Regions from separate parts of the Homo sapiens genome. Here region 1 is linked to region 2. A link is a loop called in an ENCODE intact Hi-C map of the cell type or tissue named here. Cell type or tissue: GM12878. All regions are shown on one strand. Links, peaks and the distances in the headings refer to the core of each region. The heading gives the core; the rest is flanking DNA.

What was found. Peaks named below come from ENCODE experiments on the same cell type or tissue, not always from the same donor. Only the 100,000 strongest peaks of a DNase experiment are listed, where the experiment ranks them.
Region 1: a loop joins it to region 2, with 2.2 times the contacts of the local background. A loop is called at or near these places in 1 of 110 quality-filtered maps.

What each region holds. Positions count from the first base shown.
Region 1 is chr13:58,545,060-58,550,329 of GRCh38, reverse strand. No RefSeq gene overlaps it. Among named protein-coding and RNA genes, the nearest start is that of LINC00374, 310 kb to the right of the region's middle. In GM12878, for the core only: a CTCF peak has its summit at 2,752; no DNase peak of the experiment used is centred there.
Region 2 is chr13:58,951,031-58,956,300 of GRCh38, reverse strand. No RefSeq gene overlaps it. Among named protein-coding and RNA genes, the nearest start is that of LINC00374, 720 kb to the right of the region's middle. In GM12878, for the core only: no CTCF peak of the experiment used is centred there; a DNase peak (open chromatin) is centred at 2,420; H3K27ac peaks cover 1,017 bases.

The sequences.
Region 1 (5,270 bases), core at 853-4,852, 410 kb after region 2:
TTTTATTGATGCTTTTCAGCCACTTATGATTTTCAATCTAAAATCATTTAATTCAAATAATTATGATTTATCACTGGAGGATTATTGATAGTAAAATCCAACTTTGGCTTTTTACTCAGCTCTTCTGTATTTAAATTAATGAATTAATTTAAAATTATGTATTGATATACCTACACTGTTGTACACTGGTTTAAAACTAGAATGCATTTTTCACTCTAGTGAAGAGGAACAATAAAGAATACAAATAAATATATATTGTAGGATACGAACCATTTAAGAAAATACAACAGAATAATGTCCACAACAAGAGGCTAGTTTAGCTGGTGCACTCAGGAAATGTAAACTCTTACCTCTTACCTGAAAGGTGGGAACAGCCATGCAAAGATCTGGTGGAAGAGTTAAAAGCAAGGAAAAAGCAAATGCAATGAACCTGAGACAAAGATGGACTTGCCACACTTAAGGTAGTGACAGAGAATAGTTCTGAGGCTGGGTACAGGAAGGGCTGAGGGATGAATGATGAAGGTGGGGAGAGAGAGAGGCCACAGCAATGTGGAATAAGTAGAAGTAAATGTGATTCCTAACAAGATGTCAGTTCAACTCCACCTTCTGTTAGTTTAAAAGGGACAACTACACTTGCTCCTGTAAAGCACTTTTGTTGAGGCCTATAAACCAATCAGAGCAGTTATTTAGGTTCTATGTGTTGCTTATATGTGGAAAAGACATTCTGATCCTAAATTCTTAGTGGTAAGCAGGGATGGGGGTTGTTCTGAGTGCTGGAAATTGATGACTGTAGTAGCAGGAACATGGTGGTCTAAAGCAAAGCTCTCAGAAGGGTGGTCTGCATGGATGTGAGAAGTCTACTCCTAATACGATATAAAGTACTGGGAAACTGCTGCCTCATTTATGTGCTGAAAATTATGTGCTTGGCTGACAAGTCCTCTTATATGTGTTCTGAAGTTTGCAATAAAATATATCTTACTTTTCATTGCCACCAAAATATGAGTAAACGTTATAGCATACGTTCACTATAAATCAGACATCATTATAAAAGAAACAAGTGAAAAGTTAACTGGATTGAATTTCTGTGCTTTTAAAAAAAGCTGTCTCTTATGTTCATACACACACAAACACACACAGACACACACACACATATATAATATATATAATTTTCCCCCTTAAAATGCTATAACAGTTGAACTAAACACTAAAAGGAGGAAAAAATGTTTTACAAAAAAATAAACTTCATTGATATATAACCTTAGGGGATTTAAAATATTAGGGTCAGATAATAATACATGGATTGTTATTTTTAAGAAGAATCACACTTGGAAGATGATAGTAGATGATGACCAAAAGGAATAAAAGGATTTGTGTGCATGTGTGTGTGTGCACGCGTGTCTGTATGTGTGTGTTTTCAGAGCCACTCCAACAATCCCCAGGTAAGCCCTGTGCTATAGACTCATCTCTGCTGCAACTTCAGAGAGACTTTTTCATCATTAGCTATCCGTTTCTTTTTCTTCCTATTATGATTTCTCACTGCTGCACTGCAGCAATACTGCAAAGAAAAGCTGAAAATGCTCTTAACTCTGGAGCACAGATAAAGGAAAGGCTATCACTTTGCTCCTCATACTCCCTACTCAATCTGCCAATTTGCCGAAGTGGGTTACCAGTTTCATTGCTAATGATGAGATCAGAAGATGCAGTAGCTGCTCTCACTCCAGCAAGCAATAGATATCCCTCGTCAAGGACGCAGTTTTCTTGAATTTTTTCTAAAGGATCAAGCTGTTAGTGCTACTGCTAAATGCCAATATCAGAAAAAATCTTTTAAATACTGTGGGGTGCTTTCCTTCTCCACTCCTCAGAAAGGAGTAGTTTTATCCATCAACAATTAAAAAAATACAGGATAAATGTAGAGGCATTCTCAACAATGCTTGTACCATTGGATACCATGTTTGTAAACATTAAAATATTACTTTACCAAGAAAAGCCAAAGATGTCACAGAACTCCAGAGATATAAAAGGTTTCCTGTGGGAGCTCTGTGCTTTCCTTATAGGAAACCTGAAATTACAGAAGAAAGCAGATCACCCAGAGTGCTTAAACTGGTAGGAAGAGAGAAGTATTCACATTTTTTTATCTGAATAAGCTACAGTAGATTTTTTCCGTAACTTGTCTGAGAAGTCCTCTGAAAACTGCATTTAATTAGGTAAATTATCTCAATCAACAAAGAGTTATTGCAAGTTAAGTAACTGTAATGTAACAGAGACAAAGTGATATCTGCGCATGGAGAATGGCTGTTGAATGTCCAGTGGCAATGTGTCTAGAGCAAGGGAGTCTAGAAGGGGCTTTTCTTTGATCCACTTTTTAGAAGGATAGCCAGGAGAAGAAATGTGTTATACTCTTTTGGTATAATTTTCCTTAACAGAAGCAGAAAAATTCTCAGAGCATCTCCAATCATGGAAATAATATATACATATTGAAATCTTTCTATGCTCCCAGAAGGATTCTGGATGTTAGGGACACAGCAAGAAAAACAGAAACAAAACAACACAGCAGCAACAAACCTCCCTTTGTGGGGCTTTCTTTCATTCCAGGGAGGGAAATAGGGGTACATACATACATAAAATCTGTAGCATGCCAGAAAGTGATAAAGTCTACTAAATGAAAATGCAGCAGTGATGACTGATTTGAGGTTTCAGGAAGAGGAATTGAAAATTTCAATTCGAGTGACCAGAAAAGTCAAGACTGCCATCTAGGAAAGTCATTCTAAGGGGCTGAAGTAATTGCTACAAACAAAAAACCTTCCCTAGAAGTGCTGGTTCAACTCCACTTCCTAGGTTGAAAAAGCAAGAATGAGGATGGATAACAGGAAGAGTCAGTCACTCTTGCTCAGTGGAAATGGTAGGACAGGATCAGAAGGGAATGTTTTTGGCTGAATTCTGTCAGTAAGGGGAAGACACACCCATCTTGGGATTTGGGTGACTTTCCTTGAGGGTTGCACACACACAAATGCATAAAGTGAAGGCACTCACTTTCATCTGAAAATGTAGTCTTGAAAGCTGAAAAAAAAAAAACAGTGAAAGAAGGGCTAAACTAGCTCAAAGAAAAGGACAGGTAATGGAGTGGCTGACTCTCAGCTACAGACTGAATTTTTTCAGGATTTCAGTCAGGAGCAGGAGTGAAAGAAAAAAATTCCAGTTGAATCAGACTGGATTCTTATCAGCTAAGTTTTAAAATCAAGCAGCGCAACACGTATTTGCTAACAAAAGAGTGAAAATTGAACTACTGACTTTACATATTTGTGAAAATACTTTGCAGGAATGATTTGACTAAATTGTTCATTTTTTTGGTGATATCCACGAATTGCATTTATCACAAATATTTGCCATTTTTTAAATGTAATAATTCCATTCTTTCCAAACATGTGAGAGATGTTAGTGGCTGTTTTTGTGTGCCATCAAATCCTGAAAAACAAACAAATGGAAAAACCCTAAATCAATATTAAAAATTTACTTGTGCCTGCTTCAGGAGCCTACAGAATTTCAAACTCCATTACAGTGTAAGTACACTTAATTTAAAAAGTAATTAGAACTTATTAGGTGAGGAGAAGGCAAGAACATTTTTGGATAAGAATTTCTGCTACAATGGCAAAAAGATCTGTACTTAAAATGGCAAGTATATAACATAACCAAGGATACGGCTTAAGGACTTAGCTATAAGGTATACACAGTACACTTTTCTTCTGGTGCTACTTCATGGCCACAAAAATTAATCAAGAAGCTTTTGTCAAAGATGCTACTTGAACTCAGCTGTAAAATCTTTCAAGATAGTCTTCAGTAGCAACATATGACTTGGAACATTGGTGAACTTCTATAACTTTTTTTAACACTTTATTTAAACATTATTATTATTTTTATTTATTTATTTATTTTGAGATGGAGTTTCTCTCTTGTTGCCCAGGCTGGAGAGCAATGGCATGATCCTGGTTCACTGCAAACTCCACCCACCCCCATCACCACCATTCAAGCGATTCTCCTGCCTCAGCCACCTGAGTAGCTGGGATTACAGGCATGCGTCACCATACCCGGCTAATTTTGTATTTTTAGTAGAGACGGGGTTTCTCCCTGTTGGTAAGGTTGGTCTCGAACTCCTAACCTCAGGTGATCCACCCGCCTTGGCCTCCCAAAGTCCTGGGATTACAGGCATGAGCCACTGCACCTGGCCTATTTAAACATTATTTTTAGTCATATCTATAACCAAAGATAAAAATTGCTTGGTCCCTTGTTTGATTGTATAATAGAGAACTTAATTCTTTTGTTTAGCTTGGGAAGGAAAATATAATAGAACAATCCTGGAGGTAGAAACTTACCTTTGACAACCATTTTGTATATTTGTTTTTTCTGGTTATAATTAGATAAGCAAACTTAATTTATATGAAGTTCTCACATGAGGAAAGAAACCGGCTTTCATTTTGTCATGTGACACAGCACAGCTTGAGTTTCTATTAAAAGGATTCAAAATGACAAAAAGAAAAATGCAACAAAAGGATAAACATAAAAATAAATACAAACATGATTATTAAATTATCACTAGACATCCTCAAAATTTCTGCTGTATTTTTCAGAAGAGTGAGACCTCTTCGGCCTGTAAATACACTCAATGTACACTGGCATTTGCATTCAACAGCAATTAATTGAGCATCTTGTTCTTCCTTAGAACCACACTCATCTTATTACTTTGTTCAACATAGAATGGACACCTAATGCTAGTAGCTGCATACACAGTGTTGATGAAACTTATTTCCTCTTCAATGGAAAAAAACATAACATAAAACAGTTTTAATAGAACTTGAAAATGTAGTTTTTCTAAGCATGGAAAAATAAAATGGGGATACAGTGGAGGTAGGAACTATATGTTTAAGTCATGGGAGATGAGGTAGGGGATGATGCAATAGAGAAATATCCCACGATATTATACAAAAAATATGCTGCCATACTATAATCGCCCACACTCTGTCTAGCAAAATGAGACAAAATTCCCACAAGAGTAGGGACCTTGTCTAGTTTATTTATCATAGTATAAACATAGCCTAGCAATGTCCCTAGCACATAGGATATAGTCAATAAGTGTTTATTGAATCATTCTACTTATTAAATGGAAACAATTATATACTAGATATATGCTTGGGAATATACATATTACAAATTTGATTATAGATTATAAAAAATCATCACCTTGTGAAGATAACATTACATGTTCAATTTTTTATTTT
Region 2 (5,270 bases), core at 499-4,498:
CCAGACTGAGACTGAATGGGGATGGTATTAATTATCATATCATGAGTATAAACCAAGGCTGTCCCGTGTAAACCAGATATGTGGCCACTCTACTTAAATGGTTACTTAAATGATTAGCTGACACCAGCTTAATATAGCTTCCTGGCAGAAGTTGAATTTTACATTGTGACTCTTGATTTGAAAGGCATTCAACATTTGAGGAAATGAATCTATAATGGTAATGCGACAATCATTAGTGCTGATATTTTAGAGCAAAGGTCCTCTCATAAATGAACTCTCGAATCACATGTAGGAGACCGCTTACCCAAATGATTCATAATGCTCTCTCTAGGGGCAGGGAAATTCCAGAGTACCCTTTTTCCCTCCAGAAATAATTAGACTTTGTTTAGCCCACTTGCTCTGCTAGTCCCACGTTTCCAGGGTGACACCACAGTGTTTCCTGAGGATTTCTTCTTCACCAGGCTGCAAAACTGATCATCTGGTGAAAAGGTAATTATGAGCTGAACTAGGAACCATGCCGGGATGTGAATGTCTAGTAACCACATAGTGTTTGCATTGTAACTAATGAATACTCCCTTGCCTAATATAACCCAACCTAACTACCCATAAAGCTTTGGGTAATTTTCACTTGACCCTAAACTTTGTGCATTTAGCTGCTTCTCTACCCATTACTGAATGATAACTCAACAAGAGAATAGTGAGCTTGAAGAGGAAAGGTTGTTCTCTCTGCAATATGTCATTTTTCTGCGTGGTGTTTTAATCAGAGAAAGTCATTTGTTTCAGTAAGTTCTCATTTACTTACCTAATTATCAGTTGTCATTTGGAGAAGAGCCAGCCCAAGAAAAAGTACTTCAAATATTTTTCGCCATTTGTCTCTTTTGTTTTTGTTCATAAATTCTCTTGTACAATTTTCGTCAGCATCCACTGTAAGGAAAAAGAAGGATAGTGAGATCACACCACTAAATGAATGGAGCAATTGAATGTGTCTTACTGGGTTGTAGGTTTCAGGAAAGTGTCTTATTTCTGCATCTCCAGCACCTACTGCCATACCTGTAGCATAGGAAAGTGTTCAACCAATATTTACTTCTTTCTGTATTCATATGCTTTGAGATGATTCCAGGTGGATGCAAAGGATGACACTTAAGGCAGCTGGGGAGGATATTTTGAGTGTATCATTCATAGTTAAAATATGCTATGGAGGTTGTTAAAATAATTTAATTTTCCAATAGAAGCTTTAGATATTACGGAGTCTGACTATGAGCATGTTACTAAGTAATAACAGACAATATTCAGTAGAACAGCAGTTTAGAGATTACATTCTCAAACACTCAGTATACATAAGCCTTTCACAATATGTCCTTAGTCAGAGTCCAAGCACCATGGAAACCATCCCTAAATCCAGACAAAGACGGGAAAGGAAAAGACATATATCAACACCATGGCCATTGGACGCATAGGTTCTAACAAGTTTAACATCACTGACCACTTGATGTATAAAAGTGATGGAATTAATATGAAGAGTAATAAGGAGTTTGAGGGAGGTCACTGAGATGACAAAGGAATTCTTTAGCTATATCTGGGTTTTGATAAAACCATATCATTAATATCTTCTGGGAAAATTTGAGATCAATGAGTGCTATGATGCCATCACTGAGGTTTTAGGATCCAAGGTCTTTGTTAAAAATATGGTTACATGCAAAGGTCAGTGAACCTTCCTGATTTCCTGATTATTGTTGCAGTTGATGGTGAACATAAAATTAGTATCTAAAAAAGTGGCTGACCAGAACTCTGTGAAAGTGCCCTCTCTTTTAGTGTTACTATTTACTATTTTTTAATGTATTACATTTACCCCCTCCATATGCGTGGTGAAGAAATGAGAAAATAAATATGAGATAACCATATCTTTAGGGTTTCTTGAGACATTTGACAAGAAGAATATTGGAGCTTCCCCAGAAAATTACAAAGACTGAATAATAATATCAATGCTAAAGGAAGAAAGAAGCATTTTATAGACCACCATGGTTGATGCTGTGGCAGTTTTAAGTTATTTATTTTTAAAAATCAAAACATTTAATAAGTAGGAAAAAGGATCACAATTCTGACACTAAATTGAGACCATTAAAACAAATTTAATATGATTTTTAAAGCACTCATCGAAAATGACATTGATGAAAACAACAAAAAAGGATTGAGTATTGATTGCATGCCTGCTCAGTAGTTTTTGTGTAATGTGTTGAACATTGTTATCTACCTCACAGGGAAAAAGGTATAACATCACACAATCCTCACACAAGAAACATCATCATAAGAGGTTGCTGCCATCCCTGTAGAGTGAGTGTGCTAAGGAGTCACTGATTTAATAGCCTAAAGACTGAATTATCCTCCTGCATCTGAAGCTGCTCTCTGTGGGTTAGGGTTTGTGGTCTGTGGATAAGGTAAGGAACTGGGGAAGAGGAAGGGAAACCACGTACAGCTGTCTGTGTTATAAATGCTGTGATGGCCAAACAGGAAACCTTTGTCTCTAAGGACTTGTAATCTGACACCTGTCAAGAACACTAAATTCTTTTTTAAAAAATAAAATGGGGCTAAATTGACCTCTTGTCTTAGAGGTTCCTAAAGGGAAGAAGAGAATAAAAATATGAAACTGTTAGAATCAATAGCTTAAGTCATTTTGCAGTATCTTGCTGAGTACGAAGACCTAGAGGTTGTTGCATCACCTTTTACTGATATTAAATGATTCCTTGGAGTTATTAAGTGCTAAAAGCCTTAACAGAGATCATTTTGGTTCTTTTGTAAAATAGAGTTTCCATACACTTTTTAAACCGTATTTACGCTTACATTTGTAATAAGTATGCAAAAGTCCAATAAAGACAGCTCACAGCAGAATAGCATTACACACATTTATCAATGAAAACTAAAAAAAGAAACAAGAACATAAGCTTCAGATAATATAACATAATGATTTACAAAAAATGCAAAATATTTTAAGTATTGATTAACTTAACAAACTTTTAACAAAAGCCTTTAAATGTTAAGCTACACTGGTAATCACTGAGAAATATTACGATGAAAAGAAATAAAGAAATAAAGGGACTTAGAGTCAGGTAGAAAAAACAAATAGTAATTAAAGTATGATACAAGAAAATGGAAATTTTAACTCTACTAATGGCCACAAAGGAATGGTAACTGGATCTTGGCTATCATATATAAATGTATATGGGGAATGTCAACCTGATCAGCAAGGTCATGGGAAACATCCCCAAGGAATGACCATGGCGGATGAGGTCTTATTTCAAAGTTGTGGTAAATGAGATGCGGAATTGGAGGATGATAAATGAAGACAATATTGCAAGACACAGTTAATATTACCTGTGAAGTTTTTGAGCTTAAGAATATGTCAGCATTAAACCAAGAAAACTTGATTGAGAGTCCAATTTTTTTGTGTTTTTGCCCACAAAATATATTGTGAGCAATGTTTTTGTTGTAGTTGTTCTACATACTTCAAATTGTTGTAGTTGTTCTACATACTTCAAATAACCATATTTGTACTAATGCTGGAGCTGACAGGATTCATAGGAAAACTGAAGGTAACATTCAGTAAAGACTCAAATGCATGGGACCCTGATCTGGGTTTTGCATGAACTCATGGACTTGTTTAGGCATAGAGTGGAAAGTAAACAGGTATAGGTCTTGATATTTGGAATTTAAAAATAATAAGACATTAAAATGCAATTAACATAGAAAAAATATATATAAAACAGTTCCATTAAATGTTATGTAGAATTATGATTTTAAAAAAGACGACCAGGCTGGGAATAAAAAATATTTTGTAGTTTAGTTACCTAGTTTAATATTGTGAAAGTAGTTTGAAAATCCTCATAAACTGTACAAATGCAAGAATGATAATAAAAATATAAACTGACAACTCTGAAGAAAATTCAAACGGGATCTTTCCTTTGTTCTGTGTTACTTTTATACAATAATGCATCCCCCTACATAGTCAGCTTCCTAAGTCAAAAATATAGCATTATCCTTGATTCTTAATTCTCATTCTATTGATTATAAAATCCTGTCAACCCTACTCTCTTAACAGCTCTAAATTTAATCAAACATCTCCATTAACAATTCCACTCTTTTACTATAGGTTCTCATTATTCCTTTTGTTTCTGTAGTGCCCCACTTCACTTCATTTGTCCTCCCTCAGATTCATTTTCCATTCTGTGACTAGCGTACACTTCAAAAATGATATTCTAATACTTTAACTCCCTTATTATATATTTCGGTGGTTCCTTATCTCTGGGATACAATTCAGTTTCCTTAGTGAGGCCCTAACTTGAACTTTGCCTACCTCTTCAGCTTTGTAGCCATACTTGGAACATGTGGCTCCTATGGTTGCTGGAGGAAGGGATGAGAGAACACGGAGAATGTGTACCTGTCTTTGTCTGTTCAGGACTATAGGAGACAGATAACTTCCCTTCAAATTCAATAGATGAAAATAAATTACATGAACCCTTCTAGATGCAATACTGTGGTCACTAAAACATTTCATTTTGCTACCTCTACAACTACATGACATTTCCAGATATATGAAATGAAATGGTTTGGTAAGGATATGGCATTTTCTCTGGACCAATACCAAAATATTTTAGTTTAAAATAACAAATTAATTCCCAGAAACTGAAACACATATGTTTGCATGAAATTAGCATATTTTCTCCCTGTAAGTAAGCAATCTGTAATATAATATGAAACATTTTTTAGAAGATCTTATTATGATTGAGTAATTTAATAAGAGAAAGTCATATTAGTAAAATATTTACTGGAGACTAAGACAACTTAGTAACTCCAATGGGGATGATTTTCCAATAAGACCAGAGATGTTAAAGTCTCTTAAATAAAATTCTGTTTCCATTGATGAACACTAAGGTCGATTCCATATCTTGGGTATTTTGAAAAATGATGTAGTGAACATGGGAGTGCAGATATCTTTTTGACATACTGATTTCACTTACTTTGAATACATACACAGTAGTAGGACTACTGGATCATATGCTAGTTCTATTTTTAATTTTTTGAGGAACCTCAATAATTGTAATACTAATTTACATTCCTAGAAACACTGTGTGGGAGTTCCCTTTTCTCTACATCCTCACCAACACTTTTCTTCTTTCATCTTTTTGTTAATAGCCATTCTAGCAGGTGTGAAGTGCTATGTCATTGTGGTTTTAATTTGCATCTCCCTGATGATTAGTAATGTTGAGCATTTTTTC